Regions from separate parts of the Mus musculus genome. Here region 2 is linked to region 1. The links are chromatin contacts, found by POLR2A ChIA-PET in ENCODE. All regions are on one chromosome and are shown on one strand. Each heading gives the region's core, a stretch centred on a gene start or an enhancer-like site at or near the end of the contact. The rest is flanking DNA. Distances are from core to core; before and after follow the strand shown.

Region 1 (5,044 bases), core at 946-3,445:
GTGCCCAATCTTCAAAAAACTACTGAAGGCATCAAGAAAATGCTTGCTTACTTACAAAAACCACAAGTATTTTGTGAGTGTCTATTGCATGTTATATGCTTCCAGCTTGGGATACACTAGCAAGACAACAGTTAACAAGCCATACCCTATGCTACTTGTATAGTAAAGAAATCTGGTAGCTTTTGTTTCAACGCAATGGCAGTTTGCTAACCTCTGCTTCTCACCTGTAATCATGTACTTTTGATCAAGAATGTCTTTGAAGGGGCTGTAGAAATGGCTCAGTGGTTAGGGGCACTGACTATTCTTTCAGAAAGACCCAGGTTCAGTTTAGACTCTAGTTCCAGGGGCTCTGATTCCCTCACACAGACATATATGCAGGCAAATGCCAATGCACATAAAATAATAAAAATCTTTTAAAAACAATGTCTTTGACAAGGATGAAAAGGAAACCTCAGCTTTTGTGTGTACCCAAACTTTTGCTAAAGTAAATTTACGTGTCATAGACATTGGTAGGTATTTCATTTCGGTGAATAAATCATCAGGAAATGCTACGATCACTTCTAAACCATATTAAACTAACGCTAAAATGTACTAAACTGAATATACATTACAAAGACATTATAAACAGCAACATAGTAAACTAGTCAATTTCATAAATTAGTACACAACAGAAAATGCAGCTACTTTAAGCAGAACAGAGTAAAGGATTCCCAAGGGGGGGAGGGGTGTCTATAAACCAGAAAAATAATCATAAAATAACCAAGACTAATTTAAATACTGTTTTGTTCAAACCTGAGCCAGACTTTCCACTGCAATATCAAAATAGATCTTTCCGCGGTCTTTGCTGATTCTGCAGGCCGACTTCAGTTTCTCTCTCACTTCCCCCGCAGCCGTTTGTTCAAAGCCAGTGGGTACAGTGGCTCCAATAGTGACTTGGAGATGCTCCGACTCACTTCTGACGCCGCTTTCTACCAGCGACACAGGCTCTTTGTTGCCATCAAGGTTCATACCCAGGCACTCTCTGGTAGCTTCTTGAGTGTCACAAGACATGATGGAGATGTTTCTAAAAGGACCAACAGTCTCTAGAGGCAATACAGGGAAGAAAAAGGGAAACAATGCCATCTCTTTTTGTATTTCAATGTACCTATCGAGTTAAAACTGTAGTATAAATAAGGGCACGGATTACAGGCAGTGAAACGTGACTAAACAAGCAATATGCAGGCTCATCAGGAGAAAAGACAAGAGTGTTTCCACTGCATGCAGTGCTTGGCTTAGGCTCATCTGTGTTGGTAAGCACCATCTTACATTTGCTAACATGAATAGAGAAGCTCCTCTGTTGCTCTTTCAGCTTAGCACTTCAGGATGTGAGGCTGTAGTGGTTCAGAGTTAAAAATTCTTGCTTCCCACACTCGCGGGTCCAGGAAGCAAGTTACTCCTGCCTAGTTTCGAACTGGAAACTAAATATATCTCTCTTTCCCAAAGACAGAAGATTTTAACGAGAACAACACAATTCTGGACTAATGATCAAAACTTTTAATGTATGGGTGAGGTATCTACTTTCCGCCATGTAGACAAGTGGGCAGTGAATTTATTAAAGATTAACTCAACTTCCACTATCTAAACAATTACAAATATCTGAAAGCCTACTATGTGGTGACGCCGAGATCCAATGACGCGCATGCTGGGGACACCTTGGAAATGTCTGAAGCTAGTAATACAGACGTCCTGTGGGAGTGTTTGTGGAGGTTGAAGGGGCTGGAGTGGTGTTACCGTGATGGAGGGCCCACACCTCCCACCAGCTTTTCAAAAGCGCCGTGGCTTAAGCTAACATCTTCCTTGTCCCTAATGCTGTGCCAACCAAGAACAGGCCACAGAGGTGAACGCGGTTCCACCGTGTCACCGTTCGCCACTGTGAACACAACTCCTACGGACAGTGTGGAGAGCAGAAGGGCTGTTCGGACCGAAGGGCAGTGGCTCTCTCACTCCCACCCTCTGCGAAGCCCAGCGAGAGTCCAGACGCTCAGCCCCAGCACCGACCTATACGAAGCCACCGCCGTCTTCCCCTGCGTCCCACCCACCCGGCCACTCCCAGCCGCGGCCAGTTACCGGCAGCAAGCACAGACCCTTCCGGTCTCCGCACCGCGAGCACGCCGCCGGAAGCCGAGGTGCCAGCCCGGAAACGGAAGTCAGGCCTCGGAGGGCACGGTGCTCCCACGCTCCGGGGTAGGCGGGGGAGTGTGCGCGGAGAGCTGTGCGCAGTTGGGTGCACTCTGACCCGGAAGAGGAAGAACGGCCGGTAGGCCGGTCACCTGCCCGGAGGGAACCACTGCGGAGGGCGCTCTCCTAGCGAGCGGATGCTCGGTTGTTCTACTTCCTCTGCCCTCAGTGTCGAGCACTGGGGTGAGACTGGGACTTGATTCCAGTCTTAAAGCCAGAGAAACCGAGGCTAAAGAGATTCTTCTCCCCCATTCCCGTCTTGCACAACACTCTTTACTTGGAATTTCTTTTTGAGATTGGAGTCTCACTATGTAGCCCTGACTGGCCTGCTCGTTTTGTCGATCGTTCTGTCCTGGAAATCACAGATATCCGCTGTCTCTGCCTCCGGGATGCTAGGACTACAGGTGTGCGCCACCATACCCGGCTTGGATTCTGCAGGGACCGGCAAGCTGTGCTGTAACTAGAGTATAGCCCCTAGCCTAGCCTGCGGTTTTCAGATCATGTTTCTCTATATATGCCAAAGGTTACATTTCCTATATTTTAGTTACATGTATTTCCTGTGTGTGTGGAGGGAGCTTGTGTGCCACACCTGAGGTCAGAGGACAACTTGGCAGAAGTTGCTTCTCTTCCACCACGTGGGTTCCAGTGATCCAGCTCAGCTAATCAGGATGGGTAGCAAGAGCCTTTACCCTCTAAGACGTCTCACCAGCCCCAAATGTAACATTTTAAAAGAGGAAACTTAGAACTCAACAGAAAGAGACAGCCGGATTTTGGGGGGGGGGGGGGAGCGATGGTGGAGAGATGGCTCAGTGATTAAGGCTTGCTTTTCCAGAGAATTCAAATTTGGTACCCAGCACCCACCCACCTCTGGCCGCTCTCAATACCTGTAACTTCAGGGGCTCTGACAGCCAAGTCTGGCTCCAAGGGCATTATGACACTGCATTGCAATCTCTCTCTCTGCCTCTCCCCTCATCCTCACCAATAAATAAATAAATAAATAATAAAAATTGTTTAAAGTTTCAGTGGTGGCAGCAGCAGCTGAGGCATGGAGCCACACTGTCCTTGTCAGCACGGACAATGAGAAAGGTAAAAACCGGATCCTTGCCTTGGATGCATCAAAGAGTTTAGGAGCAGCCAGTATCGTAGAAAGCGGCGTTGTAGTTTAGTAAAAAATAAAAAAGGGGTCTGACAAACGGCCCAGCATGTAAAAGGTGTCTGCCATCAAGCCTGGCCATCTGCATTCTATCCCCAGGACCCACACTGTGGAAGGAGAGAACAAACTCCATGGGTTGCCCCCTGACTTCCACAAGTGTACCGTGAGATCCTCACCTCCATAAATAAATGTTTGGGAGGTGGGGCAGATGGTGGGGCTTACCATCTTTAATCCCCGCACTTGGGAGGCAAGGGCAGTTGAGTCTCTGAGTTTGAGGCCAGCCTGGTCTACAGAATGAGTTCCAGGACAGCCAAGGCTGTCTTAAACAAAAAACAAAAAAACAAAACAAAAAAAGCACCTGAAAGTGTAGCCCTCTCAAAACAGCAAACTTTATTAAAGACAGTGTTAGCATAGATTTTAAGCCTAGAAATTCAGAATAACAACTCTTAGTGGCTCTGAAATTACATCTCAAATGGAAAAGAAAGCTTTATTCCTTCTTTATTTTTCATAAATGAGATTATAGGATGTTTCAGAAGTACCTTGGATGGGATTACACTCTAATAAAACCGGAAGCCACTAGGGTTGTACAAAGGGGTTAGGACATGCCCTTTACTAAATGGAGTTTCTGATGAGAGTTCTAGAAAATTATAGGTTCTGAGATGAGAAAGGAGAAAGGCCTCAAGCAGTTGCTAAGTGTTTTGGAATCTGTGATTCTCAGCTGTTGAGAGAGCGGCTCCTTTTGCTTCTCAGGTCCTTGTAATTTCTCCTTTCTATCCTGCTTTACAAAGGACTTGCATCAGAGCTTTTGGAAAAGGTACATGAAAGACCAATATAAGTACATGAAGTACATGGTCACTATCACCAATCATTAGGGAAATGTACACTAACACTAACTTTATGATAACTATTCAAATGGCAAGTTTGAAAAGCAAAAATCATCTCTTATAGGAAGGATGTGGAGCAATGAAATCTTGCTGCTGTCGATGCAAAATGTGACAGCCACGTTAGAATTCAGTTTAGCTTTTCTGAAAGAGGCGTAACATAGATCCACCATATTACCTATTCTACCAGCAAGCATATTATACTCAGAAGAGAAAACATTCAAACAAGTTGTTCACAAACACTGCATATAGCCTCCAACTAGAAACAACCTGAAATCCATGTGGTATTTGCACAACAGGTTAATATTTAGTCTTTAAAAAGTTCTGTTGAAACTTTTATTTTGTGGTGCCTGATTGCAAACCCAGTGTTTTACATGTGCTAGGTAAGAACTCTACCATAAGCTACCTCATAAAAAGTACTGAAGTACAGGTACATGCTACAACACGGTCAAACTTGGATGCCATGTTAACTGAAAGAAGCCAGATGCAAAAGACCACATATAGGCTGGGGATATAGCTCAGTGATAGTGCCCTTTTAATCTTACCATGTGAGAGGCCATAGGTCCAGTCCCCAATGACGGGGGGGGGGGGGGGGGGAGGGAGGGAGAGAACACAAACACACAGAAAACCACAGGTTACAATTCCATCTATATTCAGTGTCTAGGAAAGGTCAATATATAGAGTCAGAAAACAGGATTGCTTAGGGTTAGAAGGAATTGGGGTGATGGGTAATGTTTCAGAAGATGTGAAAGTTCTGTAGTTAGGTAGTGATGATAAGTTACACACCACTGTA
Region 2 (4,979 bases), core at 492-2,991, 350 kb after region 1:
AAACTTGCTTTTTTGTTATTGCCGTATCTTTGCACGGCAACCTGCCCCTCCGATGTTCCCAGAACTATCCAGCAGCACCCAACTCAACCTAGAGTTCATGTGAGTACTCTCCCCTGATGGGTTGGTACAAATCCACCTTGCATCTAATCTGCCACCTGCCCCTCCGATGTTCCCAGAACTATCCAGCAGCACCCAACTCAACCTAGAGTTCATGTGAGTACTCTCCCCTGATGGGTTGGTACAAATCCACCTTGCATCTAATCTGCCATTTACCTCCTGGCTGCCGACTTGCTAGATTCAGTGTCTGAATCCTCTTGCTGTTCTGACACTGGGTTCCGTATCTGCATGCGGAAAGAACTGTCTTGACCAGACAGACTCTTATGAGACGATTCTGTGGTAGTTTATATGCTCAAAAGCCCAACATCCTGAGTTCAAGCCCTGCTTCTACTTAGCTGCAGAATGCTCTGCACCAATTACCCATTTTTCTTTCCTTTGAATAATGAGTAAACCAAGTAAGTGCATGATGCAAAAACAAAACAAAACAAAACAACCCAAAGCCACAGGAGTGCTTTGAATACAGGTGGTCTAATATGTGTTAGCTATTACTGTAATAAGTAAACTATCACCTAAATGTTGTTTGTGTTGGTGTTGCACAGTTCATCTGTGACTGTAGGCTAGGAAAAATTAATTGGCTCAGATTACAGGGATTATTTTATGATAAAAACTCAAAAGAATGAATTCCTAACCTGCTGGGTTTTAGTCTTCACACCTGTAAAGTGTCTGTAACAGCCACATCTCTCCCCCTACTTTCCAGGAGAGCTCACATGCCTGGTCCATTGTAAGTCTTCAAAACATACATGTTGAATCGGTGAATGTGTGGGCCACCGGGGTATCAGTGATACCGCAAGCTTCGGGATTCTGTCTTGCGAGTCATCTGGACCAACTTGTGGCCCCTGAGACCTAGTACAGCGGAGGCCCACAGAAGGCAGAAGATGAGTGCTGAACTGAGTAGCCAGGCTGGCTGTGTGTTGGTCAGCGTTCCACATCCAGATAATGGAGCTCTGGTTAAATGAGCCTAAAAGGAACCTTTCTGGAGACAGGTCCGGGAGATAAGGCGTCACCTGGGAGATGGAAGAGGGTGAGGAGCCTCTCAAGTAGATGGAGTAATTTGATAAAAAAGAATGTGGGTTCCTGTTAAACTGATTTAATAACACTCTTTGCTAACACTGGTCCTTTTATACATGGGGACTATCTGAGAACTAAGTGCCAATATTAGCCGTGGTTACCTTTGAAGAACAGAGGCTCTATGTGGCTCTCGTGGATGCTTACAGAAAGAGGAGTTGAGACAGAAGTGTAACTTTAGATATTTTCAAGGAGCAAGACAGATCTCTAAAGCAACCAGAGATTACTACCTGAAGAGGGAAGACCTGAGCCTAGATCTTGAACTCTCTACCAAGGCTTAGGCTTCATTTGGTTTCTTTTTCCTAATATTCAATCACCTTCCGGAATCTTTTGTTTATTCATTTTATAAGACAGATTAAAGCTGCTTTTAATCTTTCACTTATCTTCTTGTCTCTCGGGATCCAAGAGGTCCAAACGCCTGCATCGCTCCAGGCTACGCCCTGGAATGTCTCACTTTTTCCCCTTCGGTCTTCCGAAGCCGCTAACGTCCAACGCACAAGAACTACAGCTCCCAGCATGCCGTGCGCTCGCCGCGAGCGCGCCGCACGTAGCTGACGTACGGTGTAGCGCGGGGAATTTCGAGTAGAGGAGCTGCGTGGCGGGCCGGTAGCTGGCGGTCTCATCAGGTGCGGCCATGGAGGTCCTGGCCGAGCCGCGATGGCCTCCGGGGTTGGCGGTGATGAAGGTGAGTGTCGGGGGAAGGCCGGGGCGCGGACGTCGTCGGTGCGAACAGGCACCCCGGTCCGCGCGCCGCCGCCTCGGCCCTAACCTGGCCTCGCGACGCCGGTCCTCAGTTTCCAACCCCCGAGACGGTCCGGGAACGCGCCGCGGCCCTGCGCAGTCAGCCTTAGGTCGCCGCCCTAACGAACCGGATGTTTTGGGTTTCTGTCACTATCACCGCGTCTCCCCGTAAAGTAGTGTCAACGATGGTGACATCACATCCTACGAGGACTCCTGTGTTAACAGTGACACCACTCGTGATTTGTGTGGACGTTGCATCGGATGACATTTTATAATCAAGCAGTATAGCAGAGGGTCCGCTTATCATGGTTTTCCATTTCTGGCTGTGGTCCAGAAGTCCTCCACGTTCTTAACACACTGCATCCGGCTTCCCTGCCTAATGTGCCCTCCATGACTCAATAATGACGCATCTCTCTTTATTTAACTTTTATTTATTTTATTAATTTAGGAGACGAGGTCATACCCTGTAGCCCCTGGCTCACATCTTTTTAAAAGAGAGACCAGGACCTAGACCCAGCGCTTAGCCTTTCCTTTTAAGGAATTATTGCATACTGAATTATCTCCCTTAAATAACATTTAGTAGGATGTGTTGTTTGTTTGTTTGATTGTTTTTGAGACAGGGTTTCTTTGTGTAGCCTTGCTCTTGTAGGACCAGGCTGGCCTTGAACTCAGCGAGATCTGCTTGTCTGCCTCTGCCTCCCAAGTGCTGGGATTAAAGATGTGTGCCACCTCTGCCCATCCGGTGGATGTTTTTTGTTTTGATGTTTGTTTTCTACCAAGATTGGGTAGCCCTCCTGCCTCTGTCTGCTGAGTGCAGCAGGCTTACGTTGTATCTGTTATAACCTAGACGGTTTCCCTATGACAGTTGGTTATTCTTTGCTTTTATAATTGTTGTTTTTTGAGACAGGGGTTTTTTTGGATATCCTTGGCTGTCCCGTAACTAGCTCTGTCCTCTGAGTGCAGGCTTTTTCCTTCTGTTCTTACAAACAATGCATCTATTACAACCTGAACATTTCCCTTCCACAACTGATTATTGTTTGTTTTATTTTGTGTGTGTGTGTTGTTTTTTGAGACAGGCCTCCTTTGTTGAATCCCTGCCTATCCCAGAACTAGCTCTGTAGACCAGGCTAGCCTAGAACTCACAGACCTCAATGCCTCTGCCTTCCAAGTGCTGGGATTAAAGGCATGTGCCACCACTGCCCAGCACAAGCAGGTTTTTATAGCTATGTAATGTTTCATATGGACTGTAAATGACAACTTTTTGGTTTGTGTTTGGCTTTATGACGGGCTCCTTATGTAGTAGTGCAGGTAGGCTTGAAGCTTGGATACTCCTGCTCCTGCCACTGAAGTGTTAAGATTAAAAGTAGGTACTCCCTTGGTTGTATTTGCTTATATTTACATTAATTATTCTAAAGAATTATTTATTTTATTTTTCGCATTGAGTGCTTTACCTACTTGTATGTATATGCACTGCATACATGCCTGGTGCCCATGGAGGTCAGAGACGACGTCCTCTCGCCTGGAGCTGGAGTCCTGGATGGCTGGGAGCCGTGTGTGGGCACGGGGAATCCAGCACAGGTCCCCTTAACTGCTGAGCCATCTCTTCAGCCTCCACAGTGTTTTAAGTAACAGATTCATACAGTTCAAGAAATACATAAAATAAAAACGATCTCCTTTCCGCCATGTCCCTCATTGCCCAGTCCCCTCATCTTAGTAACTCTGATGATCACTTTGTCGCATCCTTTCAGAAGTTTCTTTATATATGGAATATAGTCTACTTTGTTGGTGTCGGTGGGGTGGTTTTTTTTTTTTTTTTTTTTTTTTTTTTTTTTTTTTTTTAAAGAGCAGCGTCTCACTCTGTAGCTCTGGCTGCCCTGAAACTATGTAGATCAGGTTGGTCTTGAACTCACAGAGATCCTTCTGCCTCTGCCTCCTAAGTGCAGAGAAGCCTGTGTCACTATCTTTGGCCTACTCTACATGTTAAATCATCTCTCTGTGTGTGTCAGGATGCTAGCCAGGGTCACTTCCATGCCAGACAAGGACACTGCCACCTCCCTAGCTCCCCACACTTCCATTTCTTGAGAATAAAGCACCCCACTGTCATTGCTATCAGTCCCTTTCTTAAACAAATTAAAGGATTTTAAGTTGCAAGAACCAATCTGGTTCTGCTGAGCTTGTTGTCCAAGTGGACACTGGCTTTCGAAGGCTTTCTCATTGGCTGCACTGTGCCTATAGAAAGTACCAGACTACCATGAGGAGGGTGGGTATGTCAGCCTTGGCTTGAAACAGGCCCAGTATTGTGTGCTTACCTGGGATGTTAGTCTCCTCATTGCGAAATAGAGATTTTAATCGGATAGTTTAGTATTTATCTATTTTATTTATTTTTGTTTGAGATAAGGTCTCATTATATAGCCACATCTCGATTTGCACTCAATCCTACCTCAGCGTCCGAATGCTGGTATCACAGGTGCATCGACCGACCCCACTAGAGACTCTTTAAGTCTTTGGCTTTATTAGTCTTTTGTCCTGGCTGGTTTTGTCTCAACTTGACACAGGCTAGAGTCATCAGAGAGAAAGGTGGTTGAAATCTTCCACCGAGTGGTGACTCTGTGCCAGAGGATGGGTCTGAAAGAAGAGCAGGGATGAAGGAGAAGAGCAGGGATGCAGGAGCCCTTTGTGAAGGGCTAACAGTGTGGCCCAGGAGCCTGCAGCTCCACCTGTCCACAAAGCAAGTAGGATAACCTGAAACTTAATATTCAGGGGGAAGCTTTTCTCAGTCATGATCCTTTGTTATTTGTCTATAGTCAGATTTTGAATATGTATCACTCACAAATAAGTGTTATGTAATTCATTTTGGGGACTAGAGGGAAAATTGTTTGCCAGGCATTGAGTGTGCTGTTGATGTCCTGCTGATACACATGTGCTTTTGCATTGCAGACAATAGATGACTTGCTGCGCTGTGGGATTTGCTTTGAGTATTTCAACATTGCAGTGATAATCCCCCAGTGCTCTCACAACTGTAAGTACCCTTTGTTTTTCTTAGTAAAAGCACAACG

Evidence for each region. ChIA-PET counts read pairs that join two places held with the same protein, here RNA polymerase II (POLR2A).
Region 2: POLR2A ChIA-PET joins it to region 1 with 12 read pairs in Patski. The contact joins the promoter of Rad18 here to the promoter of Thumpd3 in region 1. POLR2A ChIA-PET finds 5 or more read pairs at or near these places in 3 of 5 experiments (Patski and embryonic stem cell).

What each region holds. Positions count from the first base shown.
Region 1 is chr6:113,043,453-113,048,496 of GRCm38, reverse strand. Thumpd3 (THUMP domain containing 3) reads right to left here and starts at 2,195. Exons shown (of 10, transcript NM_008188.3): 1 at 2,107-2,195; 2 at 793-1,082. The coding sequence starts at 1,050. Gm43868 (predicted gene, 43868) reads left to right here and starts at 2,326. Exons shown (of 1, transcript NR_164179.1): 1 at 2,326-4,462.
Region 2 is chr6:112,693,432-112,698,410 of GRCm38, reverse strand. It overlaps Rad18 (RAD18 E3 ubiquitin protein ligase), which reads left to right and starts at 1,741. Exons shown (of 12, transcript NM_021385.2): 1 at 1,741-1,867; 2 at 4,861-4,942. The coding sequence starts at 1,817. It overlaps Gm35824 (a long non-coding RNA gene), which reads right to left and starts at 1,743. Exons shown (of 2, transcript XR_377964.4): 1 at 156-1,743; 2 at 1-41.